5 separate regions of the Mus musculus genome follow, and all the other regions are linked to region 2. The links are chromatin loops, found by intact Hi-C in ENCODE. Cell type or tissue: heart. All regions are shown on one strand.

Region 1 (5,000 bases), 370 kb after region 2:
GTGCGCCACCATGCCCGGCTTTTGACCCAGTCTTGACTGAAGAACAAAATTGGACACCAGCTCTCATCCTTGCGGAGTGGCAATGAAGTTTAGGTGAGAGTTCGAGTAGAGCACCTACTGCGATTGGCAATTACCGTGGTCACTTCCAAGGACGTACACAAGAGGAAAGCCACTTGCCCATAATAGTCCTCTGCAGAGTATTCTCTAGGTTCCCAGAGTTCTATTGTAATTTCCCCCCTGTGGCACCTTTTGTCTGTGAACTTTCTGGAAGTAAGGATAGGAAACAAGTCCTGTGTAGTTTGCATATTTGATGAAACCAGTGTGGGGCTTAAACTCTGTGAGGATGTCACTTTCAACCCTAACTAGCCCTCTTCCCGCTCCCCTTCTGACTCTTTCCGCTGGTATCAAGCCCTGGCATGGCGTTTTAAGTTCCAGTGTGCATGCAAGGTTAGGAAGTACTGTAGTAGACTTTGGGCCAAGTTGAAGAACCGATTCTCATACTCAGTGACCTTCCTGAAGTAGTGGTTTCAGTCACACCTGCACGCTACAAGAAGAGCTAAGGTTCTACATCCTGTGTTGAGATTCACCGACAGTGTAATAGATAGGCAGGCCATTGTCCCATTGGCTAGACCAAAAGGTTGTCATTATAAAAGTGTTAAAAGGGCAGTAAAGGGGGCTGGTGAGATGGCTCAGTGGGTAAGAGCACCCGACTGCTCTTCCGAAGGTCCAGAGTTCAAATCCCAGCAACCACATGGTGGCTCACAACCATCTGTAACGAGATATTTCGCCCTCTTCTGGTGTGTCTGAAGACAGCTACAGTGTACTTACATGTAATAAATAAATCTTTAAAAAAAAAAAAAGGGCAGTAAAGCTGCTGTGCCTTAGGATCTAGAGACCAATTTCAGATTAAGCTAAAATGTTACTTCTCAAACTTAAGTTGTGCATAAAGTATTTTTGTGGGCTTTCTAGATGGGGTCCTGGGACCATGCTTTGAACAGGTGGTGTGCTCTCTGTCTGCTTTATACAGATAGTAGAGGAACTGCTTTATGCTTACAGAATGGTTTTGGTTACGGTCATTCACAGATGTGGAGACACAGTTGTTTGCAAAACATTTTAGATTTGTTATTGGACTGTGGATGTCCTCTGCACAGCCAGAAAGCAGATGGTAAGCAAGCTTTGTTAAAGGGTTTTCTCTGACTCACCCAGCTTAGATGAGTGAAATCAGTTGGCTTGGAAGTTTCCAGAATATGGAGAGTAGAACAAGGGAGAGTTTTGAAGAGGCGAGGGTTTATGTCAAACAGCTGTGTTTGAGGTGCTTCATTTCCAGAGGTTTGCAGTGAGCAGGTGACAGACATGGCCTTTAAAGCTTTTTTCATAAACAGAAGACAAAGGGGAGCAAGATAGACTCTGATGGTAACTCATCAGGATCAGGCCAGCTTACAGTCACTGCACATAGTGCCATCTTTGGTGCTTAGAGACGATTTATGTCACATGTGAGTCTGGGGAAGAACGCTGCTGAGACAACCTGTTTTGACCACAGGGAAGGTGCTTTTCTTTTTTTTTTTTTTAAGATTTATTTATTTATTATATGTGTGTACACTGTAGCTGTCTTCAGACACTCCAGAAGAGGGCATCAGATTTTTGTTACGGATGGTTGTAAGCCATCATTTGGTTGCTGGGATTTGAACTCAGGACCTTTGGAAGAGCAGTCAGTGCTCTTAACCTCTGAGCCATCTCACCAGCACCGGAAGGTGCTTTTCTAACCTCTGGCAGGAGAAGGTGGTTTCGCTACTCCAAGAGGGAATGCAGGGGAACTTGGGGCAGGATACCTAACCATCCTGTGTCAGTTTCATTGTAAAAGGTAAAGTGCTTATACTACCATAGTCAATCTTTGGGCATACACCTGGCCCTGTAGGAACCTACCAGTGATGCCTGGTGAGCTACTGACACCTAGTGGCCTACATTAGTAACTGCATACCTATAAGACACTCCCAACCACTTTTCTCACGGCCTGTTCTCGGCACTGTTTCTTCTCTTCCATGTTAATTCCACTTCATACCAGCCCTGTGTTTTCTGTGACTGTTGTCTTTGAGACAGTCTCACTTTATCTCAGTCTAGCCTTGGAACTCAGGTTGGTGAGAATATGTTACTCTGCCTCACCCTCCCAAGTACTAGGACTGCAGCCCTGAACCACCATGTCTTTCCAAATCTGCTTGGATCTTCTTTTCTTTACAGTCTGGAAATTGAACCTGGGGTCTCACTCATGCTGGACAAGCCCTCAACCCCAATTCCTTAATAGTTTCTAATCTCTTTTCAACTCCTTGATATGCACATGGGATATGTTAGATCCTCCTACCTCAGACTTTTCTGTCATTCTCACCATTAACATATTTCTCCCTTTCTCTTATTCCTGTCTGCTTCATCTTTTTTTTAAAGATTTATTTATTATTATATCTAAGTACACTGTAGCTGTCTTCAGATGCACCAGAAGAGGGCGTCAGATCTCATTACAGATGGTTGTGAGCCACCATGTGGTTGCTGGGATTTGAACGCAGGACCTTCAGAAGAGCAGTCAGTGCTCTTAACCACTGAGCCTCTTGTCTGCTTCATCTTATCTGTGACTTCTTTAGGTCATTGTAATGAGTAGGATTGGTGTTGTGTCCCTATTGAAGGCCTCTGATACATAGTATAAAAGGATCAGTGGATTTAGACACAAAAAAGTGCCCCGCCTACTTATTCGGAAATCATCTATACTCTATCTCTTCAGCTAATCTCTCTAGTTTGCTGATTAAATGAGTCTGCTGCAAGGTAAGTATATCTTGATAAGGACGTGTACATAGGTTTAGTCTTACGTATGTCCTTGCTATACATAGGCTTGCCTGGACTCTGGAAAGTCCTACCTCAGGCTCCCAAGTGTTAGGGTTACAACATTTGACACCACAGCAGCTCTTAGATCATTTTTCATAGACACACTCAGGGTCATGAGTGCCAAGAAGCAAACCCAGCTCTTTCTCTCTCGCACACGTATTTGTTTAGTGTGAGCATGTGTGTGCAGGTCAGAGGATAACTCGAGGGAGCCTGGTTTTGGCAAGCACCTTTACCCTCTGATCCATATTGCTGTCCTTTTCCTCCTCCTTCAGTGTTGAACCCAGGGTTTCATACATGCTAAGCAAGTTGCTCTCCCTGCCCCTCTTTACTTTGAGACAGGTTATCAGTAAATTGCTCAGCTTGGCTTTCAACTTGTTTCTCCTGCCTCCCCTCCCAAGTGTCTGGGATTAAAAGCCCAGCAGCAGACTCATTTTCTGTGGAAGAGGCTTAGCTGCAAACTAAGAACTTAAAACGCCCTGCCAGACAGACAGTGCTCTCCCATACTTGGTAGGTGAAATCTAGGCTGCAGGACCCAACTGAGTATAAAACAGAAGCAGCAGCAGCCTAAGAGCAGAAATAGTTGGATTTCATCATAAGAACACTCAGAAAGGTTTGTATGTCTGGTGGGCTGTAGGGCATTCTTACCTGCCAGCGAAATACATGGGGCTGTGAGGCTTAGGGGTGGTGGCTGGTTTCATTTGTTCTAGCCAGAGACTAGTTACCATCAAAGCCAAATCAGATCTTCTGTATACCATCCCAGCTGTTAGGGTGGGTTCTTTTGTCTCATGCCTGTGGTGGCAGTGCAATGAAGAGGCTGTGGCATGCTACATTTGCCATGAGGGAACTTAAGCATTTCTGTGATGATTTTATGTTAGTGACAGTCTTACCGAACAAGATGATGTCCAAAGCTAGAGGGACCAGTCCTGATTTTGAGGACAAGCGACAACCATTCTGAAGCTAGAGCTTCTCTGTTGACCGAGCCCTGTGACCCGGTATTCAGTAATGACCACATTGGAGAGTGTGTGACCCGGGTATTCAGTAATGGCCACATTGGAGAGTGTGTGACCCGGGTATTCAGTAATGTCCACATTGGAGAGTGTGTGATCCGGTATTCAGTAATGTCCACATTGGAGAGTGTGTGACCCGGTATTCAGTAATGTCCACATTGGAGAGTGTGTGATCCAGTATTCAGTAATGTCCACATTGGAGAGTGTGTGATCCGGTATTCAGTAATGGCCACGTTGGAGAGTGTGTGATCCGGTATTCAGTAATGGCCACGTTGGAGAGTGTGTGATCCGATATTCAGTAATGGCCACATTGGAGAGTGTGTGATCCGGTATTCAGTAATGGCCACAGTGGAGAGTGTGTGACCCGGTATTCAGTAATGGCCACATTGGAGAGAGAGATGGTGGGGTTCTGTAGGGCTCAAGAAGCTTTGTGAGCCATACCTGGAGGGAGGCAGTGAGGAGGCACCAGGTCAAGGCACCTGCCACCAATCCTCATGCCCCTCAGTTCAATCCCCAGGATGTCCTAGGGAAGGCGAGAACTGACACCCACGCTTGACCTCTGACCTCCAGTCATGTGCTGCGGTACATGTAGATCCCTCTCCCAAATAAAAAAAATGTTTGTGTACATTTTAAAACAGATACCAGTAGTTGTGTGCATTTATGTAAAGACATTTGGGATAGAGTGACAGTCTCTCTTTCCTGCCTTTGTTCTAGGTGCCTGGAACAGTCACACATTTGTGCCGCCAGTACAGTGACGCACCCCCACTGACGTTAGACGGAATCAAGGACCGAGTTCTGTATGTCTTGAAACTCTATGATAAGATTGATCCAGAAAAGGTAACTGGTTTTGGTTTTATCTTTTCCTTTATTCCTTTGTGTGTGTATACTTGTGCACGTATATACGCATGTCATGGCTCCCTGAGGAAGTCACAGGACAATTTGTAGCAGTCAGTTCTGCTTTTGCCGTGTCTGTCCCAGGAATCGAACTCGGGGTCATTAGGATTGGTGGCAAGCTCCTTTACCGGCCGAGCCATCTCACCAGTCCATTTTTTTTTCTTTAGCAAATTTAATCATACAGTATAAAATTCAAAGGGTCCAAACAAATACTCAATTTAAAGTCTCCCT
Region 2 (5,000 bases):
TCTCTGTGTGTATATCTCTGTCTCTATGTCTCTGTGTGTCTCTGTCTCTCTCTCCTTCCTCTTCTCTCTTCCTCCTCCTCCTCCCACTTCTCCTCTTCTTCTCCCTCTCCCTTCCTCCCTCCTTCTCTCTCTTGATGTTCTCAGTTCTCGAAGGCTAAGATGTCTGAGAGCACCCAGGGAAGTGGGCAGGGGAGTGGCTGAGGACTCAAGTCCTGGAGTCATGTCTGACTCCTGGGTCTTGTATGCTAGATGGGCCACTTGACAGCTTCGTGACTCTGAACGAGGGGCTGAACTCGCCACACCACAATCATTGTGCCTGACAACTGAGTGGTCATCCTCAGAGATGTGAGGTGAGGTGGGGATTCGGTGAGACGGTCTCCTTAAAGCACCTGATATTTAGTAAGGGCCAGGAAATGGTGGCCAAATGCACCACCAGGTCGGTGTTTGAAGCAATCGGCGTAGACTGTCTCTTTGAATGTCTCTGCTCCCTAGATCTCAGCTCTCAGGTCAGGCAGAGAGAGCACTGCAGCCAGGAACAGTCGCCTAGTGTCTCACTTTCTCAAAGACTTGGCTGCAAGGTTGTAAGCTCTCCAACTATGCCAAAAAGATCGGTGCAGAAACAAGCAAGCACTACCATTTCCTCAGGGTGTGGCTCCACCTCAGCCTTTCTCTGCTGGGCCCCCAGGGACCTGGACTTCTGGCTCAGGGGAGCACAATCAGATCAGCCAGGCTGAAGAGGGAATTAAAAGGTCACTGGACAGAAGATTTAGTTAACAGAAGAGTCAGTCAGGAAGGGCCCAAGGAGATGGGTCGGTGTGGGAGTGCTTACCATGCAAGCTTGAGTCCAGATCCCGGGCCCCCGAGTGAAACCTGGAACAGTAGAGCTCTAACCCATGGTGAGTGGGTGGGGCAGATCCTGAGAACTTGCTGGAATGTTCCAGGTTCCGTGAGAAAAGGCATCCTCCACCTAACTATTTCTCAGTCCAGGGATTTACCCAGCCTCCTGGCCAGGACTCGACCCATAGAAGACATCATTTTGCAGAAGGACGGGCTGATGTGAAGATGAGGAACCCTTTCTACCTTACAGTCCTGCAAACATTGGCTCTCCCTCTCCTCCCTCTCCCTGTTTTCCTCGTCTCTAAAATGGAGTGGATGTTAATAACTACCTCAAAAGGTTACCATACATGGGAAAAGTGCATGACCAACACCAACACCGAGCGACCTGGCGTTGTCGTCAGCAAATGCTGGAGGAGACAGAGTGAACCCACCCAGACCTAAGGCCATTCTAAAGTTGGAACCACCCCTTCGTCCCCACAGTTCCTAAGGCAGCCTGGCAGAACTGTCATGGTAGACGAGCATGCAGCAAGCATTAGCCATGGCTCCCCCCAGCCCTCTAGCCCACTCCCATCCTGCCTCCTGCAGAGAGCTTCCTGGACTGTCTCCACTGCAGTGCTCTCTTCCTATCTCTTTAATAGTCCAGGATCCCACCCCAGCCACACCACAGCACCGGGCAAAGCTGGGCACTGCATCACTAGGCTTAGCCACACCCACTCCAAACAGTTTCTGTAACAATTCTTCTCCTGGCCTCTGCCTCTGTTGTTCCCCCTGCCTGTCATGTTCTTTTCTGGAAACTGCAACAAGCTCTCTTCCAAGCTTGCCACTGTAGTCTCAGACAAATGCCACCATCTCCGCTAGTGACAGGCAGGCCACGGATCACACTCCTTTACTTCCTCACAGGCTGTCTTAGGGACATGTCTTGTTTATTTTGTGTTCATCTCTCATCATTGAGAAAAATGAAGGCGTCGTGAATGTGCCTGCAGTCTTTTGCAGGAGAGCAGGGGAGGAACACAGGAGGCACCCGGCAAATATTTGCTCGTGAGAGATCTAGCTTTCAAACCGAAGCCTGCCCCTAAAGCCCAGACTCGAAACCACAATGCTTCAGCAACCCATCCATGAGAAAAGCCAGCCAGAAGCAGGAGCCTGGCCAGCTCTTTTGGACAGATGCGAGTTCCCTGCGGGAGGTAGAGACGCGGGCTAAGGGTAGAAGGCCCTGGTGATCTGGTACCAACTCAAGCCGAGAGCTCATCCTGCATGAGGAGTCTCAAGCCAAGACACAGAAGATTCAGAACAGAGCAAGAGGGGGTCCTGGCTCAAGGGGCTCTGATCTCAAATCTTCACAACACCTGAGATGCTGTGAGGGTGGAGGAACTGGTAGGCATCCTCCATACAAGACATGGGCCCCTGTGCCCAACCCACATGGGAGCAGAGCACGGGTGCCGCCTGCCCCCTAGTGGCCAATGAGGCAAACTCTTTCTGCTTCTCTTGGGGTTCTTAACCAGCCGCAGGGTGACTGGGATTTCTGAGTGCAGAAATGTGCACAGGGATTTTGTTAAAATGTAGATATCGACTTGCAGGCTTGGAGTTGAGCCTGAGATTTCTGAAGGTCTAACCAGTTCCCTGATGTTGCAGCTGGTCTACAGAGCAGCTGGGGTGTCCAGTGGTTTCTGAAACAAAAAAACGGAACTCTGAGGCATTAGGAAGTCAGACCACAGGATTGAGAATGGAAGGTACTGTCGCGGCAGGGGTTTCTTTAAGTAAAAGAATCTGGACTAGAGGTGGGATTGGGTGGAGCTTGGTGGTGATGGAGCTGCCGGAAGAAGGCCGGCCACCAGTGTGCCTAAAATCCAAAGAACAGACCCAGCTCCTGAGATAGAGAGACAGGGAGAGGCAATAGAAACTTGAAGTTCCCAGGCAGGGCATAAGCCTGGTTCTGCCAGGCCCATGCCCACCCAGCATCCTGCTCAAAGCCACCAATGTACAGTCCCTGAGTATGTCCACTCAGTTTTGATTGCTACTCTTTGGGGAGCCATTTTATTAAAAGCTTTTGTCCTATTTAAACATTTTTCCATTTTACTGTTTGTTTGGTTTTTTTTCTCAAAAGGTATAAAAGTAAGAAGGGGTAATCGTGGTGCACACCATTAATCCCGGCACTTGGGAGCTGAGGCAGAAGGATCTCTCTTGAATTCAAGGCCAGGCTGTCTACAAAGTGCGTTTCAGGACGGCTACACAGTGGGGAGACGGCTTCTCTGGGTGAGGATGCCTTCTCTACAACCCTAAGTACCTAGGTTCAAATCCCCAGCACCCATGTAAAACGTCAGGTGTACACACCTGTAACTGCAGTCGTACAGGGTGATAGAGTCAGGAGAATTGCTGGGGCTTGCTGGCTGCCAGCCCAGCTCCAAATTTAGTAACAAATCAGACCAAGAGTGATAATGTCCTCATCTTGTCACTGTGCTTGTTCATGGATGCATACACATGTGCACACACATGCACACTATACAATATACACACACATAACACATATATATGTATATCTATATACACACACACACTCATATATATATATATATATATTTACCACACATCTATATATACATATATATCCACACACTTGCACACATACACATGTACACATACATCATTTACACATGCATGCCACAATATACACATATGCATACACATAAATGCTCACATGTATTCACGTGTACAGATGTACAGATACATCATTTACATACACATACATTACACACATACACACATGTACATACATTTACAATACTTATATATACACATACAACACACACACACACACACACACACACACACACACACACACAAATGTGATATAATCCCAGTTCTTCAGGAGATGAGGCAGGGGGATCATGAGTTCAAACTCATCCTGGATAACTTTAGCCTCTATCTCAAAATTAAGTTCTCAAAGGAAGGCTCAGGTACCCAGCATTGGTCTGGCATCACAAGGCCCTAGATTCAAGCCCCAGGACACAAAAATGTAAAATGTATCTACTGCAACCAGAGGAACAAAGAGAAGAAGAGACGATGCTCTCCCCACCTCCAGCAAGGCCTCCACTCCTGATCCCCTGTGACCCCAGTATCTGCAGCCCAGCTCATGTGCTTCCTCCCCTTTAGTCCCACACTTATGAAACACACAAACACACCTTGTACACAGGGAGTATCGGCTGCAGTTGCTTATTTAGTCGATGGGAATTCATAGCAGATACTTTTATGAAACCTAACCTTCTTACATAATGGCTATGGATGTACCTCTAGGTCCAGGGGTTCTTTTCAGAGGCAGCCAAGGAGCAAATAGTCCAGGCTACACAGACCATATGAACTCTGCCATTTGATTGAAAAAGAGAAAAGCAGCCAGAGACACCATGCAAATAAATATGAGTGTGGTATAATAACATCTCATTATAGAAACAGGCTAGATTTGGCCCCAAGTCATAATTTGCCAACTTCTACAACAGATCAATAGCTGTAGCTGGGTTGGTGTTGTTTAATTATTTAGAATTTGTATTTCTTAAGTCGTATAAGTAGAAAGAAACACAACATAATTTGAAAGTATATGGCATATAATTACATGACTTAATGAATTGTATAAACTGAGCACAACTGGATAACAATTCCTGTTCAGAAAAGGACTAGCCTATTCAAAGCCGACATTTCAGCAACTGCCTAACATCCCAAAAGACGGATATGTTCTGTTCAAGCTTATTACTCTTTCCACCACAGTCGGTAAACACGCTCATTTGGTACCTGTTCCTCTGTGTGACAGTGTTTATTTTAGTTGGACAGATTCCCAAACAGGGAATTCGAGAGCCACCACACATAGGTGCATTTTAATGAACATTGCTAGGGACTCCTCCAGAGATGGTAACAAGTCAGAGTCGGGTGGTGCTTTCCTTAGTGAAGCTCCTCGGGCAGTTAGAACAGTGCTTGTGCTGTCTTCCCTCTTAGGGTTGGGGGCCTCGGGCCATTGCCTGACCTTGGCTCTTCCCCTAAAGCTCTGGGAGGACCAGGACAAGGATTGAGCAGCTCAGCTTTCTCCAATTCCTCGAGATTTTCAACAACCAACACATCCACCTACAACTTCCGGGCTAGAAAGGAAGCATGGGCTGGCCCTGGCCTGTGCCGTGTGC
Region 3 (5,000 bases), 330 kb before region 2:
AATGCTATAAACTTGCAATCAGTTAGGCTACATTTTGAAAGCTAACACTCAGAAATCATTGCTTCGTAACAGCTATGCATATTGCCATCTCCAGCCATGCTCTTGCGGTTTATAAACACAGTGGGCGGGCTCCTTTATCCACCACTCTGCCTCCTGGGCTTCCAGTCTGCAGGTGACAGAGGCCCCAGAATAATAATGGGAAAAAATCCCTGTTTTGGGAAAGAACATATATTGTTGTAACTTTTATTATTATTATTAATATTATCTCATTAAGATTCCTCTGTTTTATTACTAGCTCTTGGTAGTCTATTACTTTATATAAGTTATAGATTAAACCTTATCAAACTGGGGAGATGGCTCAACATGTAAGAGTACTTTATTGAGTTCAAATGCCTTGTACCAGAAGAAAAAAACTAAACATGGTCACAGGTGTACTTGTAACCCAGCACTGCAGGGGTACCCTGGAGGGTCATCAGCCTTTCCTGGTCACCAATCTAGCTGCGGGTTCACTGAAGTCACTTGTCTCAAGGGAATAGGTGAAGAGTGACAGAAAAGGACGCCAACATCCTCCTTTGGCCTCTGTGTGCACTAATGGGTGTATGCAACCCCACATGTGTGTGCACATAAACCACATATAACACACACACACACACACACACACACACACACACAGCCCTTTATCATAAGAGTTATGCACCTGTAGAAAACAGTATACAATGCCTAGAGTTCAGCATGGTCTCAGTGTTCACTGGAGTCTTGGAATACACTCCTTGCATATGAGGAGAGGCTATTATACACGTCTTATGTGTATAACACATGCTGTATACTGTATAGCACACCTCTACATAAGTATTGTAGAAGTAGTATCTAACAAGTGGCTTCCTACTGAGCATTTTTTCCCATTTCCTAACTCTGTGCTCAGCGAACAGCTTGGTAGCTTGGACTCAGCCAAGCTGAGTATGTGCATTGTGGTCTCCAGCCAGTGTTTTTGTCTGCGTCGGACTTATTGTTCTGTTGATCAGATGTGCAGACATCAGAAAGTGGCCAAAAGGCTTGGCTAATCAGATGAGCCCACAGCATGTGCTGTATCTGTAGTGGTAGTTTTGCAAAGTACAGGGCACGCTGTCAAACCGTTATTGAACGTAAACATGCATTAGTGCTATGGTTGGATATGCTATGTACCACAGGGCTTATGTGTGAAAGACTTGGTTGTCTGATGATGGGCTTTGGGAAAGTGACGGGGTTCCTGTAATCCTGGGGACTCTGACTTTTAAAGAATCAAATCTTTGATGGATTCATAAAATGATGACCTTGTTGGGTAAAGTCTGGTTGGAGAAAGCAGTTCACTGAGCCCATGCCCTAAAGAGATATGCCTTGTACCTTAAGCACTTATCTACCCTCTGTGTCTGTTTTTCTCTCTCTTCCTGGGCATCATGGGGTAAGTAGCCTCTTCCACAATATGCACAGCCTTACCATAGGCCTTACAATGGCACGTCTGAGGAAGGACTGAAATCTCTGAATCCATGAGTTGGAACAAACCCTCCTCTTACTCGATTGCTTCAGTTGGGGGTTTGTCGCCGTAATAGAAGATTGGATAACACAGCTGCAGATGTGTGAGTTCAGCAAAACCTGGTGACAACGTCCTATAAGAATTCACTGGTTTCTCCTAGTCTAAGATGGAAAGTAGCTTATATTTGATAATTGTTTCTAAGTTACGTGATGCATCTCCTGGATATGAGTATGAAGTAAAAAGCAGAGGTACACAGCTTTCCTTTCTCCCACAGAGCTGGCCTTCAGATATCTGCCGCACCGCTGAGCTTGGATGTCTGAGAAGGACTTTGGCTAAGAGCAGTGCTGCTGTGGGGAGAGCCCGGGTTCCCTGTCAGCTCAGATTCCCACTTGGCAAAAGTCCATTCCCACAGCAGGATCTGCACAGCTTCCTTATGGGACTTTGCCCAGAAGTGTAGTTGAGCTGTCACAGCGAGGCAGCTTCCCAGGAGCTGGCCACCCACACAGCTACCTCCTGCGCACATCCGTTCCCCCTGCCAGATCACCTGATGTGAGATGTGGCTCCTTGTAGTAAAGATGGCCAGGGTCCTGAGCCTCTGTCTAGAGATTTGTCAAGGGATCTCCCCTCTAAGAAGATTTGTGTGGCCTCCACCTGGTAAACAAGTTCATTACTGGACCCTTGCCAGTCGTACTTGGCTGTGACCTGTGGAGATAGGATGTGTTTTTTTTTTAACTGCCCTAAGCATTTGTGCTGCCTGTCAGACAATGTGTTATTTGCACAGAGGTCACAGCAAGTGAGAAAGCAGTTAATAGACTAGGTTCTTCAGTAACAGTCAATCTGAGGGGAGTAGTTCCAGGACGCTGGATAACCAAATCCATGAATATTCAAGTCCCGTATGTTAAGTGACACAGCATTTGCATATATGTTTATTATTTAAATCATCGCTAGATTATTTATAATAGTTAGTGTGATATAAATGCTGCATAAGTAGTTGTTTCACTACATTGTTTAAGGAATAATGACAGGATAAAAGGCTTACATGTTCAGAGCCGAAGCAATTAAACGAAGCATTCCCAAGCTATCGTGGGTTGAGTTTGTGGATGTTGAGACCTGGGATGGCCAGATGCTGAGTATACAAGATGCTGCTACGTAGTGGGAGAAAGGTAAAACCTCAAGGGAGGACATCATGCTTTTAACTTGATCTTCCCCTCAGGTGATGGTACTATTCAGAGCATCTAGAACCTTTAAGAAGTGGGGCTTGGTAGAAAAAGGTCACAGAGGGATACGGTTTTTAGAGGATATTAGGACCTCAAGTCTTCCTCTTCTTGCCTAGCAACCGCACCACATGCTTTCTGGCATGGTCTTCAGCCTTGCCGCAGACCAAAGGCACCATGAGCCAAACTGAACCTTTCTTCTTTTAAAGCTGATTCTCACAGGCATTTTGTCACAGCTTTATAAAGCTAAGAAGAGATGAAAAGCATGAAGATGATGTTTGAGAAAAGATGTGTGGAAGTTGTGGGAAGCAACTTAGCAAGTCAGATGGCACACCAGGAGGGATGTGCACCAGGCAAAGGGAACCGCAAATCCAAAAGCATTTTCAAGGAAGGAGCGCGCGGAGGGAGAGCTAGAAATAAGAGTGCTGGTGTGGCTGAAGACTCCTCGGACTCTGGCACACATGAGCTCCACTCACTGACTTCTTCATGTCCTCTGCCATCATCGGAATGCTGAGAAAACCAGACTCTCCTCTGTGCCATTTCTTTTAACCACCATTTATTGATCACTTATGAAGTATCTGTGATGTGATGAAAAACAGACCTTTACTTAAAAGCTGCGCCCAGGCTTCTTTGCCTGGGGCTCCATCAGAGCACCACTCCAGTGGCTTGACACTTGCCCCAGGAGGATAAATCCACTGGCTGGCCAGTCAGCCTCAACCATCTGCCTGTCTCAGCTGCCCCAACACTGAGACTACAAGTGTGCAATGCTATGCCTGGCTTTATCTCATGTGGGTGCTGAGGACTGGGCTCAGGGCAGATACCTTACCAACTGAGCTATCTCTGAGCCCCTTCTTCAGTTCTTTAACCTTGAACTCTAAGCTTACAACCCACCCCACAAAGTCTTTTCATTTGCCCTCTACTCTTCCCTCATAGATGGAGGATAGATAACTCTAGCTCTGACAGGGCGATATTCCACTCCTCAGGAGGCCCGAGGCAAGAAGATGACTACGTGTCTAGTGTTGGTTTGAGTGGGGAATAAGCTAAGAGGGAATATGGATTCTGCCTCCAGAATCTTTGTCCCAGTGAAAACTTCAGATCCCCCACCCCCACCCCTGTGACCTGCAAGGTGTGTGGGAGATTGAGTTTTGTTTCAGGCATTTTGAGTTTGAGGCATCCAGAGGCCCCAGGAGCAGATGTGCATGAAGATCACTGAGTGGCTAGACTATAGTCCTGAAGAGAGGACAGGAGTGCAAACAGCTATGGAGGTCACCACAGGTTCTTGATGTAGGTATATGTAAGGCTGGTGATTCTTAGCCCTAACTACATACTGAAGCTATCTGGGGGCTTTAAGAATTGTACCTAGACTGACTCTTCGCAGACCAGCTGAGGGCAGAGACTAGGTAATGATGCTCGGGTATCTGTAAGTTTAAAAATCTCCCTGGTAACATATACTGGGGATAAGGAATAATGAGTTATGCAACCCATTCTCAAAACTTGACACAGTGGACTCACTAAGAAATCTTTAAGAAGCCCAGCTGTCTGCCTTCCATCCACAGAATTTGGGCAGAATTGTTCTGGATGCAGGCCTGAAGATTGTAATGTTTGTATGTATTACTTTCAGGTTTGAGGACTGAATAATGTAGTGTGTGGGGATAGAACTTGGGCCCTGAGGTTTTTTTGCCTCAGCCCACTGAGCTATGTTGCAGGCCCCTAGTCTTGAACTCTCAGGCTCAAGCTATCTTCCTGCTTTTTCTGCCCTCTACAGAGCTGGTACCAGAGGTACACGTGTCCATGCCTGACTGGAAGGTTTGTTAATGTTTTTGGAATGGGGCCTCATTTCCTTGAACAATCATTCTATTTTATTGACAAGAAAACCTAGCTCACAATTACAGAGTTTATAAGTGACACGGCTGGAAGGATGGGGACTCCTAGCTGGGCTATGGGATTCTTGTGCCAAGGCTGAGTCCTGCTGGCCTGGACTCCTTTTTAATTTGGAGCATTGTTTCCATAGCATCTCTGCTCCTTTTCCAACATCAAGATTTTCCTGGGTTTCACTGATCACAGTGTGCCCAGTTCCTCTGGTTACCAGCAATATAACCAGAGGCAAGGGCATGAGAGGCGCCCTCAAGCCTTGGTAGGATAAGATGTGAACTAGGCTACCACTGAATGCCATGCTTCCAGCCTCATGGAAAAAAAAGAGAAAGAAAGTAGTGTGCTGAGGGAAGTGGGGAAGGCTGGGAGGTATCGTTGCTAAGCAGGAGTGTCCCAGAGACACC
Region 4 (5,000 bases), 200 kb before region 2:
CAACTGTAGTGGCGCTATAGGCAGGAGAGTTCAGAGCGTCAGGACGTGGGAAGGAGGCCAGAGAATGATGCAATATTACACTAGCAAGTGATGTCATAGCATTAGTTCCCAAGTCATTTACATAAATGCGAGTTCCCAAGAAACCCTGAGAAATGCCACAGGGAATGCAGGGGGAGGAACCAAGGGAGATCGAGGGGAGGGGAGGAAGCCTGTATTTTCCTGACTATCACTGTGATAAACTTCACTGACTTCCTGGAAGCCAGAGAAACAGCAAAAATCAACCAAGCAGACAAAATCCCTTCTTAGTGGCCCTTTAATCTAGTGGCTCCCTTAGGTAGCAGGTTCACAAAGCTTTGATTTTCTTCATTATTTTTTCACTCCTTGTGATACCCAGGTATTGTCCACTGAAACTGACAGTCACTCTTCAAGTGGTGAAGCAAGTTTAGTAGTGACATAGGCTACCTAAGAGCTCCACATTCTAAAATGGCCTGCCCACCTCATTATAATTTAGAGCAAATCCTCTAATTTTTAAAATTAGAAGCAATGAGATGCAATTCTCAGAGTCAGTCTTATCTAAATGTCAAGGAAATACATTTGCTGGTGATGGGCGTGATTTATGAATGAAGTCAGGTGGAGAGCAAACACCAAGACTTCAGTTTTATTTTGAGCCTAAATAATGAAACACTTATTCATAAAGACATTTTCTTTAGATGTGAGGGTGTGGGGATTAGGGCTTACATATTGTTCCCTAGTATAAGTTAACAAAGGGAGTTCATGACAATGTCTAGTTGGACCAAACTCAGAAGAGGCTGGTAAGCTTTTATTGATTAAAAGATAAAAAACCAGATCAGAGTGCTCCAGGTTAGATCAGTCCCTCAGCACCTTCCTGTCTTCTCTGCTTCCATTCCTTAATAATCCCCATTCACCAAAATGTAATTAAACAAATCCAAAGTCTCCTTCTATAGACAGAAATCCAAGCAGTGCACAACATGCTTAGAGACTCGGGATTAGAGGCTTTCTCAACTGCAGAAGGTGTTTAAGAGCGTTACAAAATCACATCACATTTGGCATAGACCAAAACCAATCAACAAGACCCAACCCTTCCATCCACACAGCACCAGGCTCCGTGGAAGCATAGTCTGGACCCTCACATATTTCCAACAACAATTAAAACTATTTTTCTTCCCCTCCATTGCCTCTATTTCCCCCCCAACACATGTCAGGACATTAGAAGCAGATCATTCAGAGCCAGTGAGAGGAATTTGTAAGTACCTTCCAAGCAGCAGGTCCTCCACAACCCGGAGTGGGTCATTACTTCTTCATTCTTCCTGCTGGTTTCATTGTCACTTGTAGATTTAGTCCTGCACACACCTCTGGAATATAGCCAGTAGTCCGTGCCCACTGCAATGGTCATTAAACTAAAAGCTGCGAAGGCTCCTACAGTAGTGATCAACATCTGGATACCTCTGTCACACATCCTCATAATTCTTCATGGTACTCTGAACGGCTGGGGGTTGGAGGGGTAGATTCAGTGACAGACGGGAGAATCACTCTGCAGCTGGGTAACCTAGGACGGCCTCTTCCAAAAATCCAGATCTCCTTTTGTCAGCATCCACGGGGACTTTGGGAAAGCTGGGATTTCCTGTCTTGGGCTCTCTCCAGTTCCCCGAGTCCTCTATGGCCCTCGGGAGGGTGCGGGCTCCAGGGGGTTGGTCCACATCACTGCCGCGGTCAGAGGATTCCTGGGTTGCTTTCATTCCTCAGGAGCTTGGTGAGGACTAGCGTTTGTGCAGGGCATGGCTTCGGAGCTTGGAGCTGCCAGCTTGGTTTGAGATGCGCCTGGTTTCTCACAGCCCCGAGAGACTCAAGGCAAAAGAAACCCAGAGAGGTCTGGTGTGTGAGCGTGTGAGCGTGTGTGCGTGTGTGCGCGCGTGTGTGTGAGTGTGTGTGTACGTGTGTATGTGTGTGTGTGCGTGTGTATGTGTGTGTGAGTGTGTGTTTGTGTGTGTGTGCGCGCGTGCGTGCGTGTGTGCGAGCGCGTGTGCTGGGGGTGAGGGCGGATGGCAAAAAATAGCTCTGCTGGGAGGCGAGTCGCTGAGAAGAGTGTTCACTGCTTCCCCAGCCTCCCAGGAAAGCTCTCCGCCTGCTCTCCACACCCCCGCGCAAACTGGAGAAAAGGGAGAGTCCTGGGGCGGGGGCCGGCCACTTGCGTCGGAGAGCTGAGGTCCGTGGTGCTGAGCGGACAGCTCCTCTCCTGTTGCCCAGCCTCCCACTTCTCAAGGCCGGGTCGTTGGAGGTCCGTGGTGCTGAAGGGACAGCTCCCCTTGCCGCTGCACCGTTCCTCGTGGTCCTAGTCTAGGAACTCCGGGTGCTGAAGGGTCCCTTCCCTAACACTCTCCTAGTGCGTTCCTAGAGCCAGCCAGCCAGCTCAGCTCTGCGTACTCAAGCCCACAACCAAGCAAAGTTTCGGGAGCCCAGGGCAATCAGCATCAGGGCTTCAGGGCACTGCAGTACGGCGGATCCGGCTCCTCAGAGGGAAGGGTTAAGGACAAGGGCCCACAGCGCACTCTGGCGCGCGCGTTATCTCAGAGCCCACCCCACGCAGCATTCTCTAATCAACCCTCCTCCTCATCCCTGAGCCCAATGAGCCAGGCAACTTTGCTCTTTGCTGCAGGAGTCCACTAGGGAGACAGAAGCCGGGAAAGATCTAATCTTTTTAAAGGGATGGGAGACTGACTGGTGGCTCACTTGGGTGGGCAAAATGTTGTCTATGTGTATTTGTCTCAATTTCATTCCTCAGAAAACAAACCAATATGTCTACCCTCCTGTCTCCGGAGCTCAGATTTACACAGGAGACAGTGTGCTTACATCAGACCCAGAACCATTCATATGTATATGTGAACATATATACCTCTAAAGGGCTGAAGGAACTAAATGTACCTAAACTGTTGTTTACATATCAGGGACCTTGGATGAAGGGATGTAAAGGTTTGATTTCTGAATACACTTCTTAAATATTTTCACACTTTTACATTTGAGGGGGTGGTGAATTCAGGATGAGAGAGCATTGAAAACGTCAGCTTCTCTCCAAAGGCCCTGGTGCTGTTCATTTGTTAACATCTTCTAAGTCAGACCAGGATGCAGGTGTAATTAGGTCTGGGCTCCTTGCTTGCCCAAAGCACAAATGTCATCACACACCTGTGAGTTCTTTCCCTCAGAAATAGCAAATGCTGAAAAGAACTGGCACAGACCAGCTTCCCGGTTCCATATGTTCTAGCATATAGATAAGGACACACACTAAGTTGACTTCAGGCATTCCACCGAATTGCTCTGACCAATTATTTTCTTGTGGGCTGACAGGTAGTAACACCCATTTGGATGCTTGGAATTGAGGCTGCATGCGCTATTTCTACAACCCATGAGATGTGCCCACAACCAGCTGTCATAGTTGAGTGTTATTTAACTGGACAAACATATAATGGAAGGGGATCACAGACATCTCCATTCCCCAGGATGCCATTTCTGGCTGTATGAGAGCTTCTATTCAGGTAACTGAGTAGGGGCAATATACTGAAGAAGTCTCAGACTTGGCTCACAACCTTTTTGTTACTTTGATATTTTTATTTTTATGTTAATGTCATTTGAAGATTTGGTTCTTGGTGTTATATATACATATGCGTGCACATATAGGCTTATTTGTATAGTTGTGTTTATGTCTAAATGAGTACTATGGTCAATTTTGTCATGATTTCTGAATGCCTATGAATTTGTTGCAGACATAAAGTAGATATGTGAGTATATGTGTACACACACATGGTGCAGTTTGTAGGGTCATGTGATCGTGCTTTATATAAATACACAGCTGTATGTATGTATGTATGTGTGTGTGTGCGAATATGCAGGTACAGTGTGGATTTGTCTGTTTATATGCATTGAGTTGTATATATGTATGTCACATTTATACTGACAATTTAACATATAACAAAATGAAATGCATTTTTAGGGCCAAAACCATAACTAACAAGACTAGAAACACATGGAAGGCAATGGGGGAAAGATACATGAGCCTTCCTGTAAGGAGCAGGAAGAACAGTTCAAGGCCATCCTAGGTTTTCTAACAAGTTTGAGACCAGCCTAAACTACATTAAGACCATTTCAAAAAAAAAAAAAAAAGAAGAAAGAAAGAAAGAAAGAAAGAGAAAGGAAGTTAGCAATCACTATTATTTGTATTAACAACAAAAATAATAGTGATCAAGAATGTCAATACTAATGTATAGAAAGAAAATATCTAATAAAAATAAATAAAATAAGAAAAAAAGAATGTCAATACTAATAACTGAGAAACAGATTTTCTGTATAAGAAAAAAATACCATGCCTAGAATGCCGGGATTACAGGTATAGCTTTCACACACAGCTTGATTGATAACTATCAATTTAAAAGGCCACATAGTTACATGAAGGTGAAGTTGGTCTTTCCTGGGAGGTTTTATAAGATAGGAGGATATTTTCTTCTCACTCTCAGAAGTTTAAATAATATGAAGTAATTAATAACAATCAAACAGACCTTCCTTGATCTGTTTTATTCTTCTCTCACTCCAGCAGAGGTGGGAAAGGTGCACTCTGTAGCAAGGCAGTGATGGTGGGAGGGCTTTGGCCTTAGGGATAGTGCACTCCATGACTCCATTCACCAGACGCACAGCAAAGCAACGGTAGCCCCAGATCCACATCCTCAGATTTGTAACAGAAAGCCACACATACTGGGTGTCTAGCTGATAGAACCAAGTACCCAGGTAGACTACTGAGAAGAACAGCCAAGTGCTCATGTGGACAAGGAAAACAATCATACTCAGAAAGCAGAAGAGAAATGGCTGCAATGCCCAAGAATAGAGCTTTGTGCTATAGCTTGATGACATTAGATCATCCTTGGTAACCTTTGTGCAAAGCCAAAGCTAATTTGAATGTGAGGGCATTTGGAACATGTCAGAGCATCTGACTGAAG
Region 5 (5,000 bases), 350 kb before region 2:
CTTGAGTATTGTCTTAATTTTTTTTTTTGGGGGGGGGAGGAGTGTTGCCATGTAGCCCAGGCTGGCCTGAAACATATAATCCTCTGCCCCCTGCTGTTGTTAGAGGCGTGCACTACCAAGGTTTGATTTTACTTGAAAAATGAAGAAAAGCCTTGACTGTCTCAGTTCCAGAGCAGAGAAACAGACTCAGTCTTCCTCTGCCTTTTTGTTCTATCCGAACCTTTGCAGGTTCAGGAGGATGCTGCCCACATTGGTGAGGGTGGCTCTTCCTCATTCAGTCTACTGATTCAGATGCTAATTTATTCCGGAAACACCCTCACAGACACACCCCGAGAGAGGATTACGCAAGGCAGGAACACCAGGAAATGGGAACCAAGACTGAACAGAAGCCTCTTGTCACCCCAGGACATGTATGTAATAGAACAAATGAGGTCGGTACACACTCACATGGGAAATGCCCAGGATACATTGCTAGGTTAAAAACAGAAAGAGACAAAACCGTGTATGGCATTATATACAATGTAACATTTTAAAAAATAGATATTCATAGAAGATATCTGGAAAGTGCCCAAAGATTATCATCGTTTAATCTTGAATTTTTGGTTACCTATATTGTTACTGCCTTAAAAATGATAATGTATTCATGTTCCATGCAATTAAAAGTAATTTTCAAAAAGTAAATAAGGTAAGCCATTGTGAATGTGGCAGATGAAGGCAATAGAAGTAACATGGCACCAGGGGCGCGACTGGAATGATGGGATGAAGGAAGGGGTGTGTGGGAGGGAAAAGCCCAGAGGTCTCACAGCGTGCAGAGAGGAAGGCATCTGGGATGAATGACTTCAAGGTTTTCAGTTTAGGTGACAAGGTTCTGGCTGTTTAATTAGAGGGCATACATTTTGGAAGGGCTAAGGTGGGGCAGGGTAACCATCCAAACTCCTAACAACCTTCTTTATGCTTAAGGCAAGGCATATGGAGGAGAGATGTAATGCTTCATCTCATTAAAAATGTGACTGATTTTAGAATCGCCATGGTAACACACCTCTGAGTATATCTGTGAGGATGTTTCCAGAGAGGTTTAACTAAGGACGGAAGCCCCACCTTGGAGGTGGGCAGTGCCATCCCATGAGCGGCTCTCGCACTGAATAAGAAGGAAAAACGCAAGCTGAGTACCAGTTCATCCCGCTCTGCTTCCTGGGTATGGGTGCAATGTGACAAGGGTCTCACTCTCTGCCCGACATCCTAGTGGACTGTCCCCTTTCATACTGTGACCCAAAATAAATCCTTCCTTCCTTAGGTTGCTTTTGTCAAGTATTTTTTTTTTTTTCTCAATGATGAGAAAAGTAACCAGTCTAGGAGAGAGAAAATCTCTACTCTCTGACAATTGAGTGTGGGAAATAAATGACGATAAGTTAACAGGTAGGAATGATATGCCTATGCACAGGACTGTCACCCCGTGTGAGACTCAAGGGATGTCTAGATGACTGAAGTTCTTATAGTGTCGTAGCTGTAGAAAGGAACAATAGCTCAGGGCTTGGAGGTGGGAACAAGTTTTGGAAGCAGAAAGGAGAGAAAATGTATGGTGAGTTTGGGTTGTCTTTAAACACAACTGCCTGCCACATACTATAGGTTTTATCTGGGAACACATGAAGGCAAGGCAGAAGGCCATATCCAGATTCCGGGTACACTGACCAGATTGGATTCTGTAGCTATGTTCTGATGTCTAACAAGAGTAAACATGTCTTATAAATTGAATGTAAATGTTTGTCACAGGAGGCAAAAAAAAAAAAAAAAATCACATCCAAGAATAATCCAGGAAATAAAAAGCACCTGAGGTAAAAGGCCCTTTGCATTTTCATTCTGGTGTGTCTCTCACAGTCCCTCAAGGCCTTGCTCACCATGGGTCAGTCTTTTTGACTGTGTTCTGTCAAAAAGGACCAGGTAACCAAAATGATTGGACTATATAGGAATGGGCAGCCCCTGCACTGGAGAAGTTTAGGGTAGTGGGTGGGTATGCTAGCTGTAACAGGTAGGGACTGAGGGTTGCTGGGAGAACTTGGTGGCCAGGTCCTCCTTGATATGTTAAATAAGGCACCAGAGTCATTTGTCCCAGGGTTTGAGACTCAACAGTTGTGAGTTAATTTTTCTTTGTTTATAAGATTTTTCAAGGAGGGGTATACAAAAATGTTCATTTTTAGAGGATTGACTTTTAGGCAGATAAAGAGACTTCAGAAAGGAAGCCCCCCTTATGTATGTATTGGGAGAGAAAAATGAGTGAGAGACAGGAGAGAAGAGGGTTAGAGAGAATGCTACCAGATTCAAGTATGACTGCTCCCTGCTTGAAAGGCAATACTCAGGAAGGTGGGAAGGCAATTAGGGTTATTCAAGGGCTTCTGGGAAGGTAAGGGAGGGGCTATTTTTGGTATAAAAAATGTAAAAAGCTATTTCAAGAAATCATTGTCTTTCTGTCTTACTTTCCTGCCCCGTACAAAAGGAAGTTAGCTGGGCAAGGACTTACGTTTCCTGAACTGTCCCTTTCCCTTTGTGCTGACTAGCCAGCTGTGTCAGACTGTGACATCAAGCTCTACCAATCAGGTGAGACGCGGTCAGTACGTACGTACATGGGGTAAAGATGGAAACTGCCTTGGTCAAGCATGCTTGCTAGACGGCTATAGGTCTTGATGCACCTTTTTAATAAAAAGAATTGCCTTGCCGAGCCACTCTGGCACTATTAGTTTCTTCTTCTGTGTGATATCCAGGTTTTTGTTTATTTCTAACACCAAGGGAACCCAAGTACATGAGAAGGCTTTTACAGGAAGGAAAACTAAGCACAGTGAGACAATGGGCAGGAAATCCTGTGATGCTGGGCCAGAGCATTCTAAACTGGCCTTGAGTTCTTGGGGCTGGTTCCTGTACTTCTTTAGACAAACATATGGCTTTAAAAAAAATAAAATAAAGTTTAATTGTTATTAGTTCTTTGAGAGTGTATGAACAATGCAGTCTGAACATATTTACCCTTCTCACAACTGCCCTCATTCTCACCCATTCAACTTTGTGTCCCCCTTTAAAAACAAAACATCAAGTCTAATTTGTGCTGTCCATATACTCTTGAATGTGTGACCGGATGCTGGAGCACTGTTGACCTGCCAGGGCCACACTTTCCCTCTCCCAGCAGCTATCAAAGGCCAATAGCTCTGCAGGCAGCGGTGGCTCTTCACGCCTACTCTTCCACACACACCCTATCCCCTGAATGTGGGGATATGGTCCGGCTTTAGCTTACTCAAGTCTTGTGCATGCTTCAAAACTTCTGTTTCCCTGATGCCATTCCCCACTTCTGGCTCTTACACATTTTTCTGTTCCCTCTTTCCACAACGATCCCCGAGGACTGCAAGGTGAGAGTATGGTGTAGATCCATTTATGGTAGAGCAGCCCACAGGCTCTCATTCTCTGCACACTGAGCAGTCATGTGTTTCTATTCTAATCACCATCTACTGCAAAAAGAAAGTTCTCTGGTGAGGAGTGAGAGATGCATTAATCTATAGGTAAACAGTAATAAGTCCATGTAAGTCAGTTTAGCACTGTGCCCACTTAGCAGAATAATAGATAGATCAGTAGTAGGTAGATTGGTGGTAGATTCTCTTCTAGGACCTATAACCTGTTTACTCACAGGTTCTTTTCTACTCACAAGTTCTTCTGTTTCCCTGATGTCATTCCCCACTTCTGGCTCTCACACATTTTTCTGTTCCCAGTATATGGATTTTCAGTAAGTTCAACTTCTCAGCAATTTACATGCTTTGTATTTAGTTGATGCACAGGACTTGAATAAGGAGAGGCATTGCCCATGTTGGTGTTATCTGACAGTCATCAGATATCCTGGGCTATATTCTATAGCTCTGAAAGGTTATACAGCAGTCAGCATCTTAATTCTTAGAATTTAGAGTGTTGGTTGAGGGAGAGGAAACCAGAAAATAACTTGATAAGGATTGGGCACTGTGACACTCTCGTTCTTCAATTCAAGGGTCTTGTCATGGGAAACTGCTATATTTTAGGGCATAATTTTCTAGGCACACACACACACACACACACACACACACACACAAATACCTGTTGGTTTTGTATGTGGGGAAAGATTAAGAGGAAGCTGAGAAATGAACTTCTAAGCAAATCCTTGCCTACCATGTTTCTACCCACCTCCCTTACTACAGAAGAGTAATGTGTCCGTGAGTGCTTTAATGACGGATCCCACAGTCTTCCTCCTTATTCACTGAGCTGATGTGAACGAAAGTCTAGAATGCCCTACTTGTCTAAAGTCCGTAAAACCAACACTACTCAAGTCAAGATTCTTTCTCTTACTTTCTATTCTGGATCACCGCTGTTCCTCTAATTAGGAGAAGCTTTGATTTCTTTCCTACCTCGTCAGCTGTCCTGTGTCACAGGACAACGAACCGTGATTGAGATCCTAAGAGAAAAGCCAAACACCAACAGAATGCTGCTCTTGCATCTTCTTGTTCCCTCCCTGTCTCAACCAGGAGATGGTAGCAGGTGAAGGTGATGGCTATCCTTTGAATTAGAGATGGTTTGATGGATGGCGAGCAGCTAAGAATGGTAATTAATGCTGCAGCCGTCCATCAGAGGACACCAGATTCTGCCCATGCCTATCTCACTGCTGTTTTAACCTGCTGTGCCTTTTGGAACCAGTGAAGACTGGCCATTAGAATTAACAAGGTACTTTTGAGAATGCCCTTGGTGCTGGCCACAGATGCCATTGAATAGGCCAGAAAGAATTTTAACAAATTAAATCCAAGGCCACAGTCTTTGTGTTGGATTACTAACCACCTCTGTGATGCCCACAGTATCCAGTAAAGTCCTACAGAGATGGCTTAATGTAATGAGCAGGTTTAACTGTGCACACTTGTGACATAAAATTCCCTCCGCATGGTAATTACTCTCTATTTTCACACCACAATTTCTCCTTTATCTGTTTAATACCTTGTTGCCATAGG

Evidence for each region. Hi-C counts contacts between places; a loop is a spot of excess contacts. Peaks named below come from ENCODE experiments on the same cell type or tissue, not always from the same donor. Only the 100,000 strongest peaks of a DNase experiment are listed, where the experiment ranks them.
Region 1: a loop joins it to region 2, with 2.5 times the contacts of the local background. A loop is called at or near these places in 3 of 42 quality-filtered maps.
Region 3: it touches region 2 in a loop (2.5-fold over the local background); 2 of 42 quality-filtered maps call a loop at or near these places.
Region 4: a loop joins it to region 2, with 2.9 times the contacts of the local background. A loop is called at or near these places in 28 of 42 quality-filtered maps.
Region 5: a loop joins it to region 2, with 5 times the contacts of the local background. A loop is called at or near these places in 3 of 42 quality-filtered maps.

Annotation. Positions count from the first base shown.
Region 1 is chr7:122,096,321-122,101,320 of GRCm38, reverse strand. It overlaps Ndufab1 (NADH:ubiquinone oxidoreductase subunit AB1), which reads left to right. Exons shown (of 5, transcript NM_001360744.1): 2 at 4,590-4,712. Among named protein-coding and RNA genes, the nearest start is that of Ndufab1, 3.0 kb to the left of the region's middle. In heart, a CTCF peak has its summit at 1,957 (motif pointing left); no DNase peak of the experiment used is centred here; H3K4me3 peaks cover 800 bases; H3K27ac peaks cover 482 bases.
Region 2 is chr7:122,468,090-122,473,089 of GRCm38, reverse strand. All of the region lies in intron 5 of Prkcb (protein kinase C, beta), which reads right to left. Among named protein-coding and RNA genes, the nearest start is that of Gm51497, 170 kb to the right of the region's middle. In heart, a CTCF peak has its summit at 2,288 (motif pointing left); DNase peaks (open chromatin) are centred at 669 and 2,269.
Region 3 is chr7:122,801,273-122,806,272 of GRCm38, reverse strand. No RefSeq gene overlaps it. Among named protein-coding and RNA genes, the nearest start is that of Gm39082, 120 kb to the left of the region's middle. In heart, no CTCF peak of the experiment used is centred here; a DNase peak (open chromatin) is centred at 2,012.
Region 4 is chr7:122,668,257-122,673,256 of GRCm38, reverse strand. Cacng3 (calcium channel, voltage-dependent, gamma subunit 3) reads right to left here and starts at 1,513. Exons shown (of 4, transcript NM_019430.2): 1 at 1,273-1,513. The coding sequence starts at 1,483. In heart, no CTCF peak of the experiment used is centred here; a DNase peak (open chromatin) is centred at 2,266; H3K4me3 peaks cover 960 bases; H3K27me3 peaks cover 2,038 bases.
Region 5 is chr7:122,818,953-122,823,952 of GRCm38, reverse strand. No RefSeq gene overlaps it. Among named protein-coding and RNA genes, the nearest start is that of Gm39082, 100 kb to the left of the region's middle. In heart, no CTCF peak of the experiment used is centred here; DNase peaks (open chromatin) are centred at 2,582, 2,822 and 3,162; H3K27ac peaks cover 1,396 bases.